Linked DNA regions of Homo sapiens: regions 1 and 2 are each linked to region 3. Evidence: chromatin contacts called from ENCODE Hi-C or POLR2A ChIA-PET data. All regions are on one chromosome and are shown on one strand. Each heading gives the region's core, a stretch centred on a gene start or an enhancer-like site at or near the end of the contact. The rest is flanking DNA. Distances are from core to core; before and after follow the strand shown. Region 1 overlaps ME2 (malic enzyme 2). Region 2 overlaps MRO (maestro). Region 3 has its middle 25 kb from the start of ME2.

Region 1 (4,665 bases), core at 1,776-4,275, 46 kb before region 3:
ACAGTGGTTCATGCCTGTAATCCAAGCATTTTGGGATGCCAGCACGGATAGATTGCTTGAGCCCAGGAGTTTGAGACCAGCTAGGGCAGCATGGTGAAACCTCATCTCTACAAAAATACAAAAATTAGCCAGGTGTGGTGGCACATGCCTGTAGTACCAGGTACTCAGAGGCTGAGGTGGGAGGATCTCCTAAGCCTGGAAGGTCGAGGCTGCAGGGAGCCATGACTGTGCCACTATACTTCTGCCTGGGTGACAAAGTAAGATCCTGTCTCAAAAAAAAAAGTACGCTTTGCCTATCCTTATTGCCAAAGATAAATGGAGTTGACTACACAAGGCTGCACTGCCTATTTCCTATTTAGATTTAAGGGACACTCAAAAGTGATTTATTTATAATGCAGAGTAAAAAATAAAATGATTAAATAATTTTATGTATAGATATTTATGTTAACAGTTGATTAAGTTCTTAAATTTGCTAGGCTGGTGTTAATAAGTGAAGCAAGCCTGTGATGATGACATTAGTTTAAAATGAATGGCCTGGTTAGTTTAGTATTAAGCAGAAATGATCATCCTCTTATCTACTCTTCTCCTACTTTCTCCATCTCCCTTTGCCACTTTTCCCAAGTCTCCCTTTTTCTCATCTATGCAACAGCAATTCCCTCCCTCCCAATTTACATAGCAGAGGTGTACTTCCTCCAGCTGATCCTGAAAGACCCTGAACTATTTTACTTTAGGCACATGCAGTTTCTCCACGAGTCAATATTGACACAAATCTCTTAAACAGACACTTGAACATTCAGGTAAACATGCTAGGGGGCCAGTAAAGGTGCAAAGCTGGGAGTCTCATCAGCCACTGGAATTCCAAATCCAAAGGCTACTACACTATTATGCACCCATATATTTATTATACAGCTTATCAAACATTTTAGAGATATATTTATAGTATACTTTTCCCAGTGGTAAAATTGCATATAAAAGTATATGTTATAATCTTAAAAGTAAGTATACTTTTAAGAGAATCATGGCCAAATAAAAATAGATGATAGAGGCCAGGCACAGTGGCTCACGCCTGTAATCCCAGCACTTTGGGAGGCTGAGGCGAGTGGATCACCTGAGGTCAGGAGTTCGAGATCAGCCTGGACAACACGCTGAAACCCCGTCTCTACCAAAAATACAAAATTAGCCAGGCGTGGTGGCACATGCCTGTAATCCCAGCTACTTGGGATGCTGAGGCAGGAGAATCGCTTGAACCTGGGAGCGGAGGATGTGGTGAGCCAAAATCGCACTATTGCACTCCAGCCTGGGCAACAAGAGTAAATCTCTGTCTCACCAAAAAAGGTGATAGAATAATAGCAATGTGATTTTTAAATCTTTTATTAGTCATATTATTTGTGTAAATAACCAGAAGAAAATTCTAAATTTATTAAAGAACTAGCCGGGAGAAGTTAAAATATAAACAAATAAATTAACAAAACCCTCAGAGAACTAATAACCAGAAAACCAGAGTTCCAGATACAAAGCTTGAGCATGTCCTTAAATCTTAGGGATGGAATCTACAAAATAAAGGAGTTATTGATTCTCTTCTTTAACACTCCTTCTCGAATTAAGTTAATGGTTTGCATAGGTATTTACTATGTACTTAGCTCTTTTAGTTCTGGCAATCTATGGTTCATTATTCTAAATAGAGTCCATTAGGATATTTGAATTTGGCTGAAATAAATTAAGAATCTGTAGTAAAATCTCTTCACAATCTTACATCTTGAAAAGAATACTTGGTTTAAAAGAGATGTTTAGTAGTATTACGGGAGGAACTAGAAAAAGAAAAAAACGTAGATAGCAGGAGTTACTTGAGAATTACTAGGTTATATCAATAGTGTTCAGGTGTTTTTTTAAAAAAATTTCAGAAGGACTCCTATACCTTTAGCCCACTGGGTCATCAATAAAAATGTTGGCATCTCTCTTGCTAAGGCAGCCAACACAGAGGCAGGAAGAACAAAAGTGAAAAACAAAATTGAGGGTCGGAGGCTATGTACATAGTTTAGAGTTGGCTCACCTTGTAATCAAACAATTGTACACTTTTACTGTTGTAATCATAATAGACCTCAGCCTGAATCCTTCCCAAATTTCTTGTTTGAGCACTCTACCCTATGGAAGCATTATTACAGTGTAAAAGAAAGTATCACTTATATCTACCTCTAAAAGCTTTAAATCCACACTAAAAATGAATAGCCAATTCATTTGTTATATATTTTCTCATCTCTCTGATTCAACCAAATATTTATTTTCTGGTACTCATTTCATACTTTAAAGCACATTTTATCTGTATCTTTAAGCCTTGTACAATCTAATATAAGACATATCCTGAGAGTAACAGAAATAATCTAAGACTAAAACAACTCTTTAATACAAATCAGACTCTTTAATACTGATTTACGTTTGTAATGAGAAATGTAAGATAGAAGGCAAACGATTCAGGAGATAGAATCCATTTACACACATTTATAAGCAGGAGATAAAATGCATTCCCTTAACCTCAATACGGATAGGCGCTATGTAGCCAGTGCCTCACTAGCACTCAAATGCTTGTTTAGACTTCTGAAAATGTGTTAATTGAGATGAAATTGCACTAAAAGGGCAAATTATAACTAAGTGGCAAGCTCTGTTCATCACAAATCCACAATTATTCACATCACATGTTCTATGGCTTATGTTGTTTTGGTACAGAAATTAGGTGTTAATACATAAATTTGAAATAAAATATACTCATTGTATTAGCCCATTCTCATGCTGCTATGACGAAATACCAAGACTGAGTAATTTATAAGAAAAGAGGTTTAACTGACTCACAGTTCCACATGGCTGGGGAGACCTCAGGAAACTTACAATTATGGTAGAAGGCCCCTCTACCCAGGGTGGCAGGAGAGAGAATGAGTGCTGAGCGAAGGGGGAAGTCCCTTATAAAGCCACCAGATCTTGTGAGAACTCACTCACTATCACAAGAACAGCATGGGGGAAACCACCCCCACGATTCAGTTACCTCCACCTGGTCCTACCTTTGACACGTGGTAATTATTAAAATTCAAGATGAGATTTGGGTGGTGATGCAGAGCCAAATCATATCACTCAACTGAAAACTTTTTAATGTAATTTAAAATTGTTCTTGGCTGGGCGTAGTGGCTCACGCCTGTAATCCCAGCACTTTGGGAGGCTGAGGTGGGCAGATCACGAGGTCAGCAGATCGCGACCACAGTGAAACACCATCTCTACTAAAAATACAAAAAATTAGCTGAGCATGGTGGCAGGCGCCTGTACTCCCAGCTACTAGGGAGGCTGAGGCAGGAGCATGGCATGAACCCAGAAGGCAGAGCTTGCAGTGAGCCGAGATCACGCCACTGCACTCCAGCCTGGGCAACAGAGCGAGACTCCATCTCAATAAATAAATAAATAAATAAATAAATAAATAAATAAATAAAATTATTCTTACTTTTTTCCTTCTTCCTCCCCCTATTCTTATTTAAAAAAAAAAACTGCATCACTCAATTTTTAAGACTTTGTAAGATGAAATGGGCTTTGTAATGCAAGCCATGAGGAGTGGCTGTAAATACAGATGAAGCTTCACTTGCTCAAAAAATGATAAGAAAACACATAAATCAGTACATGGGGAAAAGAGGTGTGAATAGGGGTATTTCCTAACTTGTTTTACAAGAGTAGGTAACAAAACTCCTATCTAATCCAAACTTATTTTCTGGAAACAAAACCTATGTTTAATTATCTGTGAAACTCCGAGCACCAATCATGTCAGATTTTGTTTTCCTATTTGCTCATCTGTTTATGCATTCATCCATCTACCCAGCATGTACTGAGGCTCTGTGTGTGCTAAGTACTGTGGGGTAAGATAATGAGGATACAGACTAAGATATGGTCATTGTCCTCAATGGAGGAATGAGATAATTCCAACTGAGTATGATACATGGTATTGACAGAAGTGAGCACAAGAATGCTCAAAGGACAGGGGAGTAACTCACCCAGTGTGGTGAGGAATTAGGAAAAAGGGTCACTGAAAACTTCCTAGAGCAGTGGTCCCCATCCTCTTTGGCACCAGTGACCAGTTTCATGGAAGACAATTTTTTTTGAGACAGGGGCTCACTCTGCCACCCAAGCTGCAGTGCAGTGGCACGATCTCACTGCAACCTCCACCTCCTGGGCTCAAGTGATCCTCCCACCTCAGCCTCCTGAGTAGCTGAAACTATAGGCATGCACCACAGTGCTTGGCTAATTTTTTTATATTTTTGGTAGAGACGAGTTCAGGCTGGTAGAGACCAGGCCAGGCTGGTCTCAAACTCTTGACCCCAAGCAATCCACCTCAGCCTCCCAAAGTGCTGGGACTACAGGTGTGAGCCACCACAGCCAGCTGAAGACAATTTTTCTTTTCATGTCTTAGTTGTTATTGAAGTCATTGATGATAGTTACATTTTCATGAGTTTTTATCTTGTTGACTCTATTTCAGGGGGTAGGGAATGGTTTCAGGATGAAACTGTGCCACCTCAGATCATCAGGCATTAGATTCTCATAATTAGTGTGCAACCTAGATCCCTTGCATGCGCAGTTCACAATAGGGTTTGCACTCCTCTGACAGGAGGCAGAGCACAGGCGGTAATGCAAGCCATG
Region 2 (4,261 bases), core at 30-2,529, 58 kb after region 3:
GAGATTTTAGGAGGGACACAGGCTCACGAGCAAATGGGTGGTTCTGAGCTGTAAGCCCCCTGCCCCTCCCTAGCACCCACTCCCCGGATGCTGGCCTCTTTGAAATTTTGTTGCAAGGTTGGTTTAAACTTGATGCAGTTCCATTAAGTGATCAGTGAGTGGTCTGAGAAATGGCTGCATGTGGCTGGCATTCAAAAAGGTGGGGATAGGGTGAGATGGGTGGGGTTACGTGCTCTGGAGTAGAAAAACCTATGCAGTTAATGTCCCTCTGTCGGTTAAAATTGTGGAAGATGCGGTTGGATTATTTGACTTTAAGATTCAATGGTAGGCTTTTATTTTGGTGGCCCCCAATGAGTCATGCCTCCTGATACTCATGTCTTTATTTAGTCCCTTCTGTTTGAATCTGGGCTGCCTTTGTGACTTGCTTTAATCAGGAGATTGTGATAAATGGCACTGTGCCGGGCATAGAAACCCTGGCAGTTTCCTCGTTTGAATTGTGGGGGAAGCCAGCTGCCACATAAGGAGTTGAACTACCAGGAACAAATGAGAGTGCCTGAGATCACCATGTGAAGGAGAACGGAGACACCCAACCCACAGCAGAGTCTGAGGCCCGGACACATGACACAAGTTGTCCCTTCCAGCCAGACCCGAGCTGTTGAAGCTACTCCAGCTGACACCATACGGAAAAGAGACGAGCGTCTCCATCAAGCCTGTGTCAGTTGCAGAAGCATGAACAAAGAATCAAATGATTGTTGTTTTAAGTCATTAACCTTTGGGATAATTTGTCACACTGCAATAAGTAACCAGAGAAGATTCCTTATTATTAACTGTTGTCTTGGCTAATTTTGTTTTGCTCTTCATAAGTCCTCTTTGAGTTTAAATTCTATTTCCAGAAATTTATGTTATCATGAAATTTGGTGGCAAGAGCAAGGGACTATGTTTTTTTGTTTGTTTGTTTCTGTTTCTCACCATACCTACCACAGAGCCTGGCCATGTGATTAAGGAACATTTGCTGAATGACTAAATGATTCCAAATTGTAGAGGGAATAAAGTCCAATGTCCAGTCTGCCATTTCAGGCTTTCAACCTTCGTTTTCTTCTGTTACTCTCTTTGCTTCAGACAAGTTTGGGTCCTTTCTCTTCTCTCAACATGTCTTGTTCTCCTATACCCCCTCACCTTTGCTCAGTCTGCTATTTCTGTGTTGAGTCCCCTCCCTGCTCACCTGTACACACCCACCTGGAATCACATGCACACACACACACACACATTTCACGTGTATCTCTTATCTGTACTCCAATGCCTAGGTCAAAGTCCTGATCCCCCCAATCAGGGGAGAGCTCAAGTCTCTGAATTCCCAGAACATTCTAGCAATATTATACCACTTATATCTTATCTGAAAAGTTTTTTTTTGTATATGGCTTTATGTTTTTTTTTTTATCCTGTTAGATTGAAACTACAGAAGGCAGGGCTGTATCTTGTACATCATTGTATCTCCCCGGTGACTGCAAAAGTACTCTGTAAATGAATGTTGATTAGGGGGAAAAATGTCAGAAAGTCATCTGAAGCTGTCATTCCTTACTGGGAGGAGCCCATTTTGACAAATGAGGGTCACCAATTTCATTCCTTATAACCAATGTACAGGTTACTTTTATGCTTGTGCATTTCAAGTTTCCCCTTCCCCACGTTTATCTGAATGCCAACCCAAAGGTAATGTTTTGACATTTCTTAATTTTGAACATTAATTTTGAACCTTATTGAGCAGTTGAATGAAAGAAAGAAAAAAGGAATGTTCAAGTGCCCCGACCCTCATGCTAAGTGCCCAGGGTAGAGCTTTGCTTGGTCCCTGTGTCTCTGGTGCTCATGAGATAGGTCTTTCTTTCTTTATTTTTATTTTTGAGATGGAGCCTCACTCTGTCACCCAGGCTGGAGTGCAATGACACGATCTCGGCTCACTGCAACCTCCACCTCCTGGGTTCAAGCGATTCTCCTGTCTCAGCCTCCTGAGTAGCTGGGATTACAGGTGCCTGCCACCATGGCTGGCTAATTTTTGTGTTTTTAGTAGAGACGGGGTTTCACCATGTTGGCCAGGCTGGTCTCAAACTCCTGACCTCAAGTGATCTGCTCACCTTGGTCTCCCAAAGTGCTGGGATTACAGGCGTGAGCCACCGCTCCTGGCTGAGATAGGTCTTTCTTAAAGGGGAGAGGGAAGTGGTGGAGAGAGAGGAGAGAAAATGACAAAGGAGGAGGCTGAGAATCTAACAGGTGTGACCAATTCTGCTACTGAATGAGAGCAGAAGCCTGTGAACTTCCAGTTAATAGACCACTTAATTGGGGGAACGCTTCACACGTTATAAAAAAGCACTAGAATGTTTTGAAAGCGAGAAACAACAGCTGTGTAGGGTAGCTAGCAGTTAGTGTTGTACAGAAGACAGATATTTGTGCATTTCTGCATTTTCTAAGTTTGCTGCAATGAGCATGTATTACTTTCATAGTTATAAAACACATGCAAAATGCCCTTTTAAAATGAAAAAAAAGTCCATGAGTGTAAGTGATATATATGCTTTGGAAAGCCTGGGACGGTCATTGTTTACTCTCAATAGTATGTGTTTGCCTTTGTCTTTTTGAGACATTTTGTTTTAATCTGTTGATGACAATAACCTGTTGATAATATAACTTGATAACAAATAAAATGACTTATGATTGATTATCATTTTATTTATGTGACTGAACTTACATTAATTTTGTCTGACCACAGTAGAGTAAATATTTTGTTCCTTTATTTACATGTTAAATGGTTTCAGGAAAACCCTGGGTTCTAGATAAAGCCAACACATCCTAATTTACTGAGGAGGGATGATTTGATATGCAAAGGCACCTATTATTTACCAAGTTAAGCACTTGGGAGTTAAGGCTCCCAAGCCAGACTTCTAAGATTCCTTATAATAAACACCAACCTAGAATTTCCCATGATGCTTCCTCGATTCCTACTGTCTGGAATACTTTCCAGTTCCTTGGTTCTATCAGCCATTCCCTGGACTGACTCCAAATGCCCTCTTCTTCAGAGGTAGAGCAGAGCTGCTGGAAGAATGCAGCCTGGCTCTGCCATTTAGCCAAGTGTGGGCAAGTCAGCGCACCAAGCCTCAGTGTGCTGATATGTGAAATGGAGACAATAACCCAATGTATAGAATTGCTGGGCTGCAAAGATTCAATTAAGTCACACTGAGCACTTGGCAGAGTGCTTGGTACATAGAAGGTGCTCAGGAAATGTTATTTTTGTTCCTCATTCCTAACAAACTCTCCAGACATTATTTCTTCTCTTCTTGAAGCTGCCCAGGTCTTCAGACAGGTCCATTGGTAATTTGAGCATTACCCTGATCCACCAGTCCTGGAGGTAGCCTCCGTATCCTTTATTAGTTCTCCAAGAATGTGGCTTTGAGCCTTGCCTGACATGGGTGTTCAGTAAAGATTGGTTGAATTCTTCGAGTTGCAAATGCTGGCATTTTGACCAAGTAGGAATCTGTCACCTGATAGGTTTTGGAATTTTAATACAGATAAGAATCATAGCAATGAGAATAGCAAGTGGTTCTTTCCCTCTCGGCCCTTTGGGGTGCTGTGATTGCTCAGAGCGGGAGCAGTGCATTTTTATGCTCTAGAGATGGTTTCAATAGGCCCTGTTCATTCCATCCTAATATTCCCAACAGCTCTGTTAAGAATTCTGTATTGTATCTTTTAAGCAAGCTCTTGTTAATAATTAACACCCCACCTTCTTTTTCCAAGGGTGATGCTATTAATCATGTTCCTTTCAAGCAGATGAATTTCCTACAGCAGTTTGCAAATGTTAACCAGGTAATGGCCCAAATGTCTCCCGCAAGAAGGAAATGTTTTTCAGAAATGCGGATCAGAGAGTTAAAAATGTCATTTCCTAAGCGACACTGCTAGAGGCACATGCCTCTGCCACAGCAAAAATGCAATCAGAAATCCAAAGCTTTTCAACCTGCCTGCCTGACTGCATCAGCAGATATAACCAGCCGCTGGAAGAGGAGAGAAGCTCAATTCTCAAATGTGACATCATGCGGGCTGAAAGGACACTACATTTGGTATCAGAAGACCCGGCTTCATAGTCTGACTCTATCATTTACTAGCTGGTTATCTTGAGCAAGTCACATAACCTCTCAGAGCCTTGGGGTCTTCATTTGTCAAGTGGAGGTAAAACCCACAGCACAAGTTACTCTGATGATCAGATGAGACAGTCCATGTAAAC
Region 3 (4,278 bases), core at 115-2,614:
TCGTTCTGAAGACCAAATTTAAAGAGCACATGAAAGCACTTAAGAGTATAACTAGGAATAGAATAAGAGGCCGCGTGCGGTGGCTCATGCTTGTAATCCTAGCACCTTGGGAGGCTGAGACCGGCGGATCACCTGAGGTCAGAAGTTCAAGACCAGCCTGGCCAGCATGGTGAAACCCCACCTCTACTAATAATACAAAAATGAGCTGGGCATGGTGGCACATGCCTGTAATCTGCTACTCAGGAGGCTGAGGCAGGATAATCGCTCGGACATGGGAAGCAGAGGTTGCAGTGAGCCAAGCCTGCACCACTGCACTTCAGCCTGCGCAACAGAGCGAGACTCCATCTCAAAAAAAAAATAAGGAAAAAAGAAATAGAATAAGTGTTCAATAGATGTCAGTGGAATCTGAAAAGGATTTTTCCTTTTTCCCCTATAATGCATTTGTCACCTGCTTCCTATCTTTGCATTGCCTTCTCCAGCCCTTATTAATTGTCATACCTCCTAACTGGCCACATTTCTGTCTTCCTCATCTTCCAATGCTTGCCCCATTACGAATGGTTGCTTAACTTACCTTTCTTTCTTTTTTTTTTTTTTTCCACTCTGTTGCCCGTGCTGGAGAGCAGCGGTGTGATCTTGGCTCACTGCAACTGAAGGACAACATTGCCTTCTCCAGCCCTTATTAATTGTCATACCTCGTAACTGGCCATATTTCTGTCTTCCTCCTCTTCCAATGCTTGCCCACCTTACAAATGGTTGCTTAAATTTTCTTTCTTTCTTTCTTTCTTTTTCTTTCTTTTTTTTTTTTCTGCTCTGTTGCCCACGCTGGAGTGCAGTGGTGTGATCTCAGCTCACTGCAACCTCTGCCTCCTGGGTTCAAGCAATCCTCCTGCCTCAGCCTCCTGAGTAGCTGGGACTACAGGCACGTGCCACCATGCCCTGCCAATTTTTTGTATTTTTATTAGAGATGGGTTTTCACCATGATGGCCAGGATGGTCTCCATCTCTTGACCTCGTGATCCACCCACCTCAGCCTCCCAAAGTGCTGGGATTACAGGCGTGAGCCACCACGCCTGGCCAAAATTTTGTATTTTTTTTTTTGGTAGAGACGGGCGTTTCATCATGTTGGCCAGGCTGGTCTTGAATTCCTGACCTCAGGTGATCCGCCCGCCTCAGCCTCCCAAAGTGCTGGGATTACAGGCGTGAGCCACCACACCCAGCTAATTTAGCTTTCAAAAACAGCACTTTGACCATATCATGCCCCCAGGTCAAGGCAGTACAAAGAGGCACGGCACCTTAAATCAGAAGTCTGAGTAAACATTTGACTTCTCCCATTTCAGGTTCTTCCCCTTTCTTAAGTGTGGGGAAGTGCCATACAAAGCCAGTACTGGTGTAATGCCAGCTTAAGTTCCTGGAGCTGGATAGCCCAGATGTGGACCTGGAATTAATCCCCCATCAAGGTATTCAGTTGAGGCATTATTGTTGGGGGGCCTGAAATAATTTGATTCACATGTGGATCGAACCTGTTGGCTGCCCCTGTATCTTGCATAATTCTTAGTATACTTTGAGGCTCAGATGACATGAGGGATGTTTTATTCAAAGTCTGAAGTCCATTGTTTCCCCTCTTTATTACCTACCAGCCTCCCCCTCTGCTCCCTCTTCTAAGTCAAGGTCAGATTTCACAGCCTGCCTCTCCAGACTCTCCAGACTCTCCAGGAGTTGGTCCTGTTTTATTCCTACCCAGTTCTATTCCCCACTGAACTGTTAATTTCTTTTCAGGTGTTAGTTTTGCCCTGGCCATTGCCCTTAGGCTCTTTTGTACTTCCCAGGGATGTAAAAAGCCACTTGCTCAGAACATTCACTACTAAGTGAATGAATTCCTCTACCACAGCTTGAAAGCTAGAAAGGGACTATTGGTTACCTAAGTAAGTTCAGCATTTTTCTTTCTTGGAAGGTGAAGTGAGACTTGGACAGGTAAGTAAATGAGTCCCCTTAAGACTCACTGCAGGCAAGGGCCACACTGCCGGCCAGAACTCCCCCATTTCACCCACCACACTGGCAGGGCAGTCATCCGTCTACAAAATGCCTTTCTTCAGTGTCCTGTGTGAGATGCCGCTCAGATCTCGTAGTTCGTTACTCAGCGCCTTCGCAGTTGACTCACTGACTGCTCTGAGACTCAGCACTCTGGGAATTTCAACATAACCTTTGCCTCAACCTTACAAAGCCCTAACTCTAATCTCTGACCTCATTTGCTGGGGAACTTGAATATGTTCCTTTATCCTTCTGGTTTCCTCTCCTCCCCTGACTCATAGGGAATACAAAAGAATTGATTCTTATGAAAAGTGCCAAGTAGGCACTACTACACAGTTATCTGAAATGTAACTCACTTGGATGTATAATGAAAGCTTCTTTCTGCATAGATTAACCTCTGGACTGAGGATATGGTTGTATGATAAATGATTAACATCATTTCTGGACAAAACGTGCAAATTTAAAAAGTTTAAAGTTGAAGTTACTTAACTATAAAAAAAAGTTGTTGACAACATTCACCCCTAGTGTATTAATGAATTTTTCTTTCTTTTTTATTTATTTATTTGAAACAGAGTCTTACTGTGTTGCCCAGGCTTGAGTGCCATAGTGCAATCTTGGCTCATTGCAACCTCCACTTCCTGCGTTCAAGTGATTCTTGTGCCTCGGCCTCCTGAGTAGCTGGGACTATAGGTGCATAATTTTTGTATTTTTAGTAGAGACAGGGTTTTGTATTTTTAGTAGAGACAGGGTTTCACTATGTTGGCCAGGCTGGTCTCTAACTCCTGGCTTCAAGTGATCTGCTTACCTCAACCTCCCAAAGTGCTGGGATTCCAGGCATGAGCCACTGCACCCAGCTGGATTAATGGATTTAATAAATACTTCATTAAGTAACTTTATGAAAGGGAGTGTACTAGGGATTGAAAAGAATATAAAATTCAATAACACTGTCCTTGGCCTTGTGGAGTTTGCAATTTGGGATAAGAACTGGGCTGTGTGCACAAGTTACTGTAATACAAAGTAAAAGGTAACAAATGCTTATAAGGGGGAGTTTCGTGGAAGTGCCAGGAATAGGGGGAAAACATTTCAGGTAGGGAATATCAAGGAAGGCTTGTGTAGTAGATGTCATTTGTCATTTTATCTGAGTCTTGAAGGATAGCCATAGTTCTGATAGGTCAAAATGAATTCCAGACAGAGAAGTAGATGTGAAATCTTAGAGCTTGTTCTGTTAGCAGGAATTTGGAACAGAAGAATGTAAGCAAGACTAGATTGGCAGGTTGGGGCTCAAATGTGGAAGCCTTCAATACCATGCAAAATAATTTGGTCTTTGTTCTGCAAGCAATGGAGAGTTAGTAAGAGTTTTTGGAGGTTGCAGGGGAATGGGGTGACAGTAGTGACATGATCAAAATGTGGTTTAGAAGTATCATTCTGGAGTGATATCAGGAACCAGGTGACCATGTAGGAGGGTAGAACAATACCCTAGACTAGACCAGGGGAATGGGAATGGAAAGGAAGAGATGGAACACAGAGCTCTGCAAGTTTGACAGAGAGAGGGAGGCATTTTTCTAAAGTTTTAAGAGTAATTGGTTTTTCAAAGAGATGTGAGAAAATGGGAAGTGATCATTCTTTGGTCAGGCAGAGTAACAGAATCAGGGAGGCCCAGCACTTTGAGAGGCTAAGGCAGGCAGATCACCTGAGGCCTGGAGTTCGAGACCAGCTTGGTCAACATGGTGAGACCCTGTCTCTACTAAAAATGCAAAAATTAGCCAGCCGCGGTGGCGCACACCTGTAGTCCCAGCTACTTGGGAGGCTGAGGCAGGAGAATCACCTGAACCTGGGAGGCAGAGGTTTCAGTGAGCTGAGATTGTGCCACTGCACTCCAGCCTGGTGACGGAGTGAGATTCCGTCTGAAAAAACAAAAACAACAACAACAACAACAACAACAAAAAAAAAAAACCCAAAAAATAGAATCAGGGAGAGTCTTAGAAACACAAACAGACTGCTTGATAAAGAGCAGCCCGCGTGTTCTGCAAGCTTGCATTGTCCTGGGTTGAAAGTCAGGTCAGAAGGAAGCAGGTGATGAGGCATTGGTGAGCTTCCCTTTGGAAACAGAAGCAAACTATGAGTTTATCTATAGTTTACCACTGGTTTCTGTGCCATGGGAGAGGTGATAAAAAAATCTCCCTAGGAAAAGGGATTGGACATTCTTTCCTTTGACTTAACTTTGACTTTGGCGATAATCCTTGGATGAGGA

What was found. Hi-C counts contacts between places; a loop is a spot of excess contacts on that map. ChIA-PET counts read pairs that join two places held with the same protein, here RNA polymerase II (POLR2A). Pooled maps may share reads with other maps.
Region 1: a map of endothelial cell of umbilical vein shows a loop between it and region 3 (12-fold over the local background). The contact joins two enhancer-like sites. A Hi-C loop is called at or near these places in 2 of 168 maps with a recorded cell type or tissue (CD4-positive, alpha-beta T cell and endothelial cell of umbilical vein). POLR2A ChIA-PET finds 5 or more read pairs at or near these places in 3 of 52 experiments (Caco-2, T-cell and activated T-cell).
Region 2: a loop to region 3 is called in a map of Ramos, with 2.6 times the contacts of the local background. The contact joins two enhancer-like sites. A Hi-C loop is called at or near these places in 1 of 168 maps with a recorded cell type or tissue (Ramos) and 1 of 50 pooled maps. POLR2A ChIA-PET finds 5 or more read pairs at or near these places in 3 of 52 experiments (OCI-LY7, Panc1 and activated T-cell).

The regions. Positions count from the first base shown.
Region 1 is chr18:50,899,076-50,903,740 of GRCh38, reverse strand. All of the region lies in intron 2 of ME2 (malic enzyme 2), which reads right to left. Among named protein-coding and RNA genes, the nearest start is that of ME2, 22 kb to the right of the region's middle. RefSeq lists silencers at 2,903-2,952, 3,795-3,995. Within about 2 kb of position 3,025, at least 2 of the 41 ENCODE cell types and tissues checked have a DNase peak (open chromatin) inside an H3K27ac peak, as active enhancers do.
Region 2 is chr18:50,793,574-50,797,834 of GRCh38, reverse strand. MRO (maestro) reads left to right here. Exons shown (of 8, transcript NM_031939.6): 8 at 1-2,705. Among named protein-coding and RNA genes, the nearest start is that of MRO, 24 kb to the left of the region's middle. Within about 2 kb of position 1,279, at least 2 of the 41 ENCODE cell types and tissues checked have a DNase peak (open chromatin) inside an H3K27ac peak, as active enhancers do.
Region 3 is chr18:50,852,022-50,856,299 of GRCh38, reverse strand. No RefSeq gene overlaps it. Among named protein-coding and RNA genes, the nearest start is that of ME2, 25 kb to the left of the region's middle. Within about 2 kb of position 1,364, at least 8 of the 41 ENCODE cell types and tissues checked have a DNase peak (open chromatin) inside an H3K27ac peak, as active enhancers do.